Linked DNA regions of Mus musculus: all the other regions are linked to region 1. Evidence: chromatin contacts called from ENCODE Hi-C or POLR2A ChIA-PET data. All regions are on one chromosome and are shown on one strand. The core of a region is the stretch at or near the end of the contact, and the rest is flanking DNA. Distances in the headings are between cores, read along the strand shown.

Region 1 (3,221 bases), core at 52-2,551:
TTTTGTTCCAAGTGCCTGTGACTCATACTGTCACTCACTTCCAATAGGATCCCCGAAGCTTCTAAGTTAAACACAGAATGGAGGGGTAGGAGCCAACACCTAAGTGGTGCTAAGATGTCAGACAGACAGGCTCTGCAGAACTCCACAACGGATGTGGTCAGAGGTGCGGCCGGCAAGTAGTATCTACGAGACCCTGTTTAAGCCCAAGCAAACGTTCTAAACAGCCAGCCTGCCTGCCTGCCTGTGTGCCTTCTAAACCCAATTCACACAAGGACGATTAATGACTGCATCTGCCCCAACAATTGGGAAGAGAAGGAGATTCAGAAGCCCAGTTCCCAAGCCACAGTGAAACTGCGTTCACACCGCGATGCTCCAGACCCAGCGGACATTTCCTGTAACCAACCAGACCCTCTTTACAGTTCTGTGTCCCTCCAAAAAGAAAAGGGACTTTTGGTGTCAGCACTCAGACTACCATCAAGTGCCCGAGTTTACAAATGAGTCAACCGCAAATTTCCTTAGCTCGAATGAGGTGCTGGGGGATGGGGGGGTCCAACGGCCCACCTGAACGGAATCCCTCCCTGGCCATCCGGCATTCACGCTACAATCTTAGGTTTCTTAAAGTATCCTCTCTGAAGAGGCAACTTACATTTGCAGCATGATTTGATTCAAAAAGATGCCGTCCACTAAATCCATGTACAGAGTCAAGTTGTCCTGGTGGCCGCTTCCAAACGATCCAAAAGTTTTCACCTGCGGGGAGGCAAAAGCATGTTGGTCTGACGCTGGGGGACAAGGCAGGCCAGGGAGGTCACCAACCACCGTGGTACTCTTCGCAGGCAGCAAGCCTACCCTTCCCGAACCGCGGTCCTTTCCCGCCTCCGGACAGGACTTCTGGCTAACTTTTCTCCAGCGTCCCAGAACGCGAGGAAAATAGAGAAATAAATAAAAAGGACTTTTCAACAAAATCCTCACGTCTCAGACGCACAGGAAGGCAGCACGCTCAGCCCGCCGGTCCACGGTCCCACTCTGCGCCCCTACCGCGGGTCTCTGAGCTTCAGGAGGGGTCACCCCCCTTCCCCGCCCCCACGGCCGCCGGGAACAGGTGCGCGTTCCCGAGTGGGAAGCCGTGGGGACGCCCACCCGACACGGAGCCTCCCGGTCCCCGGTGCCGCTCCGAGCGCTCACCCAGGTCACCAGAGGGCTCTGCAGAAACAGCTCAACGAGCTGCGACACCGTCACGTCCATGCTGAGCCGCGGCCGCGCCGCACAAAGCGGCTCCGGCAGCCGGCGGCGGGCGCGGGAGACAAAGGCGGGGCGCGAGCCCACGGTGCGCGGCTGCGGCCCCGCCCGCCCGGGGAGAGCGAGAGGTGGGGGCGAGGAGGGGGAGGGAGGGGCGACGCGGTCCCTCCTCGGTCGCCCGGTGCCCTGCGCAGCCTAGCGGAGAGGAGCCGCACCGGGCCGGGTGCGCGTTGGGGGAGCGGGGACGGGAGTGGGGCGGGGCCTCAGCACGTGGCGGCCCGAGTGCGCGGGCAGGTGCAGCCTGCGCGCGCAGACCTGGGCCCGAGAGGAAGAGGCTTGGTGTAAGCCTCAGACTGCAGGGTTGCGCATCAGTGCATCTGCTTTGCCGACTCCCCGGCTTCTCCCTTCCTGAAGTTCCTTCAGGATGGATGCTGGCGGTGTGGCCGCCCCACGCGTGTGCGCCCCTGCTATGGCTCTACCCTCCCTCCACCATAGCACGCCGTGCGGGAGAGCCCGTCCCGGCCGCAGTGCGCAGCGGCAGCTTTGAGCCTGGGCTCCCAGCGCGATGGACGCCGTGCCCCCTGCTGGCGGGGGCTGTGTGCTTGGAGGCCTGCAGCCCCACGTTCTCACCACTTCCTGGTAATAACTTCGCTCCCCGAGCTGGGCCATTGTTGCATGTACTCTTGTCTTGACGAGTTTAATCCTCACTGCGATGCGGGAATGTTAACCCGAAGCCCCTGGCACACTCCTAGGGAGAACACACCAGGTACTCAATGACTACCCTTTGGCTAGTCATTTTGCAGCGTAGCTTTTTCACGTATTAGGGATGTGACATCTGCTGATGACATGTGGTATTACAGTTCTGCCTGGTTGGAAAGCCTGTTAATAAATAGACTGTAGCCCCCAGTATACTGGCAAGGTTCCAAGAAATGTGGAAGTCAGAATAACAAATAAAGGGTGGAGGTGGGGGGGCTTCTGCAATGAAGAGCATTTGCTTCTATTCCAGAGGGCCTGGGCTTGTTTTCCGGCACTGACAGGATGGTTCGCAACTATCATTAAGTTGAATTTCAAGGCCTCTGAGGGCACCAGACATACATATGGTATACATTCATAAAGGCAGAACACTAAAACTCATAAAAAGTAAAACAAATCTTACCCAAAAAAGTGGGGTGGGAATGATGGTACAGCTTTGTAACCCCAGTACTGGGGAGATGGAGGCAAAAGGATCTTCAAGTTATCCTTGTCTACATAACAACTTCAGAGCTAGCCTGGGCTCAATGACATCCTGTCTCAGGCCATGGCAGTCAGTTCTGGTTCCTGTAATCACAGAATTTGGTGGGGCTGAACCAGGAGGGCCTTGAGTTCCAGGCTAGCCTGGGCTACATAATGAAGTTGATGACTGCATGTGGTGGATAGGTAGCATAGGCTACCCTGTTTGGAAGAGTAAGGACTGTCTTTGTGGGTTTGATTTCTGTACCAATCTAATTAAAAAAAAAAAAATCCTGGGCTGGAGAGATGGCTCAGAGGTTAAGAGCACTGTCTGCTCTTCCAGAGGTCCTGAGATCAAATCCCAGCAACCACATGGTGGCTCACAACCATCTGTAATGAGATCTGGTGCCCTCTTCTGGTAGACAGAAGAATACTGTATACATAATAAATAAATAAATCTTTTAAAAAATCCTTCTAGCTATTTAATAAGCATATTATTTCAAGTGAACAACTGCATCAAACAACTGCACTGTGACTATTGTGAGACATTTTATTCTAGTGTGTGAATAATTTCTCCCCTGATATTGGCAGTCCCTACATAGCAACTCTGGGAACTTTTCATGGCAATGTCAATGAAACATTACGTATGATTAATGTTTTATAAAAGTCTCTCCACCTTCTAGTTTTACACACAATTTTTTTCTTTTGGTTTTTCGAGACAGTGTTTCTCTGTGTAGCCCTGGCTGTCCTGGAACTCACTTTGTAGACCAGGCTGG
Region 2 (3,211 bases), core at 657-3,156, 46 kb before region 1:
TGGCTTCTTGTCAGACAAATGTAGTCTTTTTGTGTGTGTGGCACAGTGACAGGCCTGGCAGCCGAGAGACCGAAAGTCTCTCCTCGTTTTACAGTTAGAGCTGATGTGAGCCCTTGCTCCTCACGAGGCTCCTGCAGAACGGTCTCACCAGTAAACCAAACAAATGGGCTCGATGGCTATGCAGCTGGCAAGATGGTGCGGCTCTCTCTGTGGGCCATCTCTGGCCTAAGGAAGACACAGCTGTTACTGAGCAGGGATTGAACCTCACCCGGATGACCTTTTTTATGTCTCCAAGTCCCTGGTTAAACAGCTGTAGGAAGCTGGGCTTAAAGGCGTAGCATATGGAGGGAAGGGAGCAGGCCTCCTGCACATAGGCTGTAGCACTAATGCCAGGCTCTGATGGAGGCACTGGGGTATAAGATAGACTGTTTGCTCAAAGGAGCTAGGGGAAAAGGGAAGACAGGACAGGATACATAGGACAAGGAGGCCAAGAGGGCTGCACTAAGAAGAGTGTGGCAAACAAGAGAAGAGCAGCTGGTGGCGCCAGGAGGGTGTGTCACAGTGAATTCATACTGTTTTGGGATCAGAGACCTTGTTCCATTGTGGTACATGTGCTAACAGCACAAACCTAACGTCAAACGTCAGAATGCTATGATTAACAGTGTGGTGTGAGCCATCTGCCAAAAAAAGCTCAGGTGTGCCCCTCATTAGACGCCGGAGACAGAACGAGTGTAAAGAGGAATTCTCTCTACTCCGGGGCAGCCACGGTTCCTTTTAAATGCTAACTCTGTTCTTTATTTAAAAGGAACCACAAAATGCTTCACAACATCTATTTTTTTTTTCAAACCTAAAACTGAAAATTCGATTCCATAAATATGTCTCTCTGCCTCTGGGATTTGTGTTTGCATTTTCTTGTTGGCAGATGTCTCCTGCCATTCTCTCTGACTCCAGAGCCCCTTGAGAGCCCCTGTCAAACCTGTCTATCCGTGCACCGTGGGGAGGTGACCGCTGCCCTCAAAGGCAGCCTGCTGAGGCCACTGTCTAGCATGTCGGTCAGTCCTGCCTAGGCAGCCGCTCTTAGGTGTGGGTGCCATTCTTTGCTTTAGTATCTGACGTTCACTGTCTCACCACATCACTTCTCTTCAGGAACTGGAACCAGAGCCTCTTATGGGCGTGCACTGGTTATGTTTTGCAGGGAGGCCTTGGGACCACTCACCTCACCTGCTGGCAAACACTAAAAGGCAGCTTCCCCTGATGTTCTCAGGATGGGCCAAGGGGAGAGTTGCACAATTCTGTAGATGTGTGAGAAAAAGCCATGACATAAACTATACACTCAAAAAGGAGGGGATTTAACATTATGCAAATAAAGGTGGGTTAGGCTAACAAGATGGCTCAGTAAATAGGTGTAAAAAGAATCTACTTCCAGGTATTCTGGTCTGGTGTCACCCGGACTGCTTTCCCTGACTGGGACAATCTGTCTCTGGTAGGAGTGAGGGGCCTGGAGGAAGAGGAGAGGGGAAAAAGGCATTCCAGATTTGGGGGCAGCAGAAAGATGGGGGAGTGGCTGAGCAGGGCAAGGAGAACGTGTTGATCCACTCACCACTGGCTTTTGCCTCAGCACCATGATCTAACCAACTCTGTGGTCCACGGGGGTTGAATGCTGGCAACTGCTGAGGCAGGGTGTGGGACACAGGCAGAACTCAGGCCCCAGAGAGCCCGAGCTGCCAATCAGCTGCTCTGCTTATCAGCCTAGCGACAAGGGTGTGTGCATAACTAAATTCCTCACCTATAAATGGGAATGACACCGGCACACCCAACGCACACTGTCATTTCCACACTTTAAAATGTATTCAAAGGCTGGCACAGGAGCAAGCCTTCTCTAGCTCCTCCTCTGCCCTCAAAGCAGACAGAACGGCGGCCCTTGCTGGCACAGCTACCCTACAAGCCGTCATCTGTCTCCTGGCTAACACCAGCCCTACATCAACCTGAAAGACAACACAGTTCTCAGAGAAGCAACGCGCTTCCCCGGGGTCACCATACACATCTTTAAGGTCCCAACCTTCCCTAGAGCCCAGAGATGGCTGGACGAAGCCAGAGCTGGAGTTTGGAGGACCAAAGGCTCCTTCCTGCTGCTGATGTAATGAGGTGGAATGGGGAGGGTCTTCACAGGCAGGAACTACCAAGCAACCTGGTGGACAAGGAAGGGCCACCATGTCATTCATGCTGGTGACAGATGCTCACGGGCCAGGGTCAAGGACATTTCTTTTTTGGTGTACAATACAAAAACAAAACAAAACAAAAAAAGGTGGGCATGGTACCAGCTAGAGCCCAGAAAGAATGTCCTGCCTACTTCTACTGTACCAGGAAGCTGCTGCTAACACTCCTAAGGTCATGCCATGGAGTGAATGGCTCTTTTAAAAGTCCCATCCTAGGCTGGTCACTGGGTATACATACCTTTCCTCCAGTTGTAAGACATCTTAGGTACTGTCCCAATCAGGAAAAAAGGACAGCTAGACCCCAGGCTGTTGAGGCCAAAGAGCAGCTCACAGACCCTTGGCCTCAGCCCACCCTGCAGGTATGGTTCTCTTGTTTGTCTTAGCACCTCAACTACTTTGAGGATCCAAACAAAGAATGAACAAATGGAGGCAGCACAAAGAGCAGTGTGACAATACATAAGGGCGGCCACACCACCTGGGTCACCTGGGAATTACCTGTGACACCCAGAAGGTGGCAGGAGGATTTTGCCATTTTACAGACTTACGCAGTGTCCCAGGGCCCTTGCTGGCCAGGTGCTCTAAGTCCGGTGAGGGGCATGGAACCACATAGGGGACCACGGGACCACTTATGGAACAAACACAAACATCACAGGGTCCCTGAGGGGACACACTGGCTCCCCTAAATGTGCTTACTTCCCAATCTAGGCACACACGCACACGCATCACAGTGGAGTCCGATACCATGGTTACAGAGAAATCGTGCCTGCAAAGCCCATCACAGCTTCCACTCCCAAAGTCAGCCCAGCCCTCTCTGATGGGACAAAGCACAGGCCATCTCTGTCTCCGCAGGCACATCTGAGGCTGGAGAGGGAAATGCATGCTTGGCTTATAGCCTCGGGACGACAAACCACTCTCTAAAATTGCACCAAAACCACCACATGTTCCCCTGCGCCGCCTCCAAGCTGGTATCCAGAGCTGTGGCTAACAGCTGTCCA
Region 3 (2,916 bases), core at 111-2,610, 55 kb after region 1:
TGCAACAGCTATGAACTTTACGAGCGCCAAGCAAGGTTTTATGCCTGCTTTACAGATTGGTGAACTAAGGGGTGTGTGTGTGTGGGGGGGGGGGGAGCAGATCGTTTCCGTTAAATGCCTTTCTCAAGGTCACGACGGTGCAAAAACCACCGGGGAAAGAGGATCTCAGGTCTCCGACCTTTCTGCACTGGAAAGGCAGCACGGCGCAACGTGCTCCGCTCTGCTCGAAATCCCAACGCCACAAGGTTTTCGGGTTAAGGATGGACACCCCGAATGCTCTCCACCGAGCTCCACCGGACTTGGGTACCCCGTGGCGTTCCCGTCCGCACTCCCGCCGTCCCAGTCCGAGCGCCACTGCTCTGAGAGGGGCCAGTGAGGGTCACTTACCGTCGCTCTCCGCCCTGACGAGCAGGGACATGCCCTTCAGCCTCTCCACGTAGCCGGAGGACACATGGCCAGTACCCCGGTCGTCCCACTGCCGGTCCTCGTTGAGCGTGTAGACCTTCACCCGCCGTCGGGTGTCGGTCATCGTGCCGGCCGGGGGCCCCGCCCGAGTGGCCCAGGGACAGTGTCCAGAAAAGGCGGGCGGCCGCAAACGGGGAACTCCGGGACCTCAGTGCCACCGCTGGCCGCCGCGGAGCTGCGCCGCCGCTCGCATGGCCCGCTCCCGGGTCCGAGCCCCGGGCCGCCGCCTTCTCTCGTCTCCTTCTCCCCGGCGCTATTGTCCAGGCCGAGCGAGCGCGGCCGCCCAGCAGCCCCGACAGGGAACGCGCAGCACTACGCAGCCTACCGGCCCGCCGTTCCAACGAGGTGCGGCTCGGTTCACAGACCCGCTCCGGCCTCCACCATGACCTCCGCAGAGCCGCTTTCCCGCGCCGCCGCCTCCTCAGGCCGCCGCCGCCATGTTTTCCTCCCTTGTACCTGGCCCAGCCGCTGCAGCAGGAAGCCCCGCTCCGCTCCTCCCGCTTAAAGCATCCGAAGCCGGTGAGGTAGCACTTCCCGGGAGACTCCGAACGCCTCTGGCCACCCGAGAACCCCTGGCTCTTCTTAGAAGCCGCCTTCCCTACTCCGCCGCCTCTTCCGTCTTCCTCACAGAGCCAAAGCCGCCGCCATCTTGGCTCGCCCCTCAAAAGCGGCGCGCGGGGCCACCTAGGCAGTAGCGGCAGGGGCGGCCCGCAAGCCCCACCACTTAAAGCGACAAGACGGGAGCCGGCAGCTTCGCTCCGGCCGAGGCCTTGCACCGAGGCGGGCGCGGAGCTGCGGGGGTGGCGGGAGCGGAGGAGGCGGGACGCGAGTCGCGCCGGTGACGGACCGGGACTCCCTCGCGCTGCCCTGCGCGTACTGTCGTGCAAGCGCGGGCTGCGTGTGCGTCCGTCGCACTTTGAATTCGTCATCACCTCGGCTCCGGGCGGGGAAGGGGTGTGGAGTCTGTTGGCGGCTTCTGGAGCCAGACTGGACTCTGATCCCGGAGCTCGTCCTTTCCCGTGCGAGCCTTCTCCGGACGCTTTAGGGAGGACCTTTGCAGTCGGCCCTGGGGGCGCGGGCTGCTGGCGTCCTCCTCGTCCTCCCCCCGCCCTCCTCCTCCTCCTCCTCTTCTTCCCTTGGCCTGAAATAGAGAAGTTTCTGAGAGAGGACCGTTTGGACCGCGAGGTTGGCGGGATGCAGTGAGGCACGCAATGGCCGGGCAAGTCTAAAACCCTCGACGCGGTGTTCACGCGTGGCACTGCTCCCCGGGATCATTCTGAGCACTCACCTCACAATAATCAGCGGTTATCTCCCTTTCTCTGTCGGTTATCAAAGCTGATCGTCTGTAGCCCTAGGCTGGTTTGTTTGTTTTTTTAAACAAAATAACAAAACACATCTTGAAGGGCTTGCAAAGATAAATGCCGTACTGTATGAATAAGATGAAATTCTTTGTTTTTTTGTTTTTTTTGAAACACAGCCTCACAATGTTGCTCTGACTGGCTGAAGCAACGTATGCGAGAAGCTGGGATCTTTCTTAACCCACACCAGAGACAAGTGCTCGCAAAGACATACCTGAAATCATTCACCAACAAAACTCGGAAGCATGTAAAAACAAAGCAGTTGCTGTTTCTAAATACCAGAATGCAATCCTTTCAAGCATCTAGATGGAGCCCATGAGCTCCAAGCAGAGCAGGTTAGCAGTATGGCCCTCTATGCTGATTATTTTATAGCAATGCTTCTAACCTTCCTAAAATGCTCTGACTCTTTTATAACACAGTTTCTCTTGTTGTGGTGACCCCTCCCTCACTATAAAATCATTTTGTTGCTACTTCGTAACTGTAATATGCAGGATATCTGCTGTGTCCCGTGTTTGACCGCCAAGGGATCGAGACCCACATGTTGAGAACCACCTTTTTAAAGGCCCTTGGAGACTGACTAGCAGAGCTTACACAGTGAATAGTTTCTTATCTGCCTTGACTCTTTACCCATCAAAGAAGAAACTGTTGCTTTCATCCCTCTGAAACTGTTTTGCTGGAGTACAGAACCCAATAGAACACACCTAGCCAGTCTCAGTATTTTGTCTCCTGGCTTATTCTGATGATGGAAATCATTTACAAACTATTTTGTGTCTTCCAGAGCTTTCCTAAATTGCTATGATCCGGGTCTTCCTCTCCTCTATAAAGTGTCCTTTAGAGACTTTGAATCAGGGTACACCAGGATTTGTACTTCTCAGAATTTCAGAATTGCCAGCTTGTGTTTGGGAACAAGTACTGTGAGGAAATAATTTATTTGGCGTATACTTCTAGGTCACAGTCCATTGCTGAGGGAAATCAGGGCAGGAACTCAAAGCAGGAGCCTGAAGCAGAAACCATGGAGGAATGTTGCCTGTTGGCTTGCTCCCCTCATACTTAGTTTTTTTTTATAAAGTCCAGGACAACCTTACTCAGGGAA

What was found. A loop is a pair of places that touch in the nucleus more often than their neighbours do. ChIA-PET counts read pairs that join two places held with the same protein, here RNA polymerase II (POLR2A).
Region 2: a map of left cerebral cortex shows a loop between it and region 1 (3-fold over the local background). The contact joins the enhancer-like site here to the promoter of Ccdc88c in region 1. A Hi-C loop is called at or near these places in 9 of 37 maps with a recorded cell type or tissue (CH12.LX, T-helper 17 cell, heart and 1 more). POLR2A ChIA-PET finds 5 or more read pairs at or near these places in 4 of 5 experiments (Patski and embryonic stem cell).
Region 3: POLR2A ChIA-PET joins it to region 1 with 22 read pairs in Patski. The contact joins the promoter of Ppp4r3a here to the promoter of Ccdc88c in region 1. POLR2A ChIA-PET finds 5 or more read pairs at or near these places in 2 of 5 experiments (Patski and embryonic stem cell).

What each region holds. Positions count from the first base shown.
Region 1 is chr12:101,027,590-101,030,810 of GRCm38, forward strand. Ccdc88c (coiled-coil domain containing 88C) reads right to left here and starts at 1,302. Exons shown (of 30, transcript NM_026681.5): 1 at 1,183-1,302; 2 at 647-747. The coding sequence starts at 1,242.
Region 2 is chr12:100,980,633-100,983,843 of GRCm38, forward strand. The region is part of intron 4 of Ccdc88c (coiled-coil domain containing 88C); the gene reads right to left. Among named protein-coding and RNA genes, the nearest start is that of Gm36756, 4.4 kb to the right of the region's middle. Within about 2 kb of position 1,907, at least 2 of the 3 ENCODE cell types and tissues checked have a DNase peak (open chromatin) inside an H3K27ac peak, as active enhancers do; they include left cerebral cortex, where a contact is called at or near this core.
Region 3 is chr12:101,082,342-101,085,257 of GRCm38, forward strand. Ppp4r3a (protein phosphatase 4 regulatory subunit 3A) reads right to left here and starts at 1,361. Exons shown (of 15, transcript NM_211355.2): 1 at 388-1,361. The coding sequence starts at 529. D130020L05Rik (RIKEN cDNA D130020L05 gene) reads left to right here and starts at 110. Exons shown (of 2, transcript NR_038050.1): 1 at 110-2,158.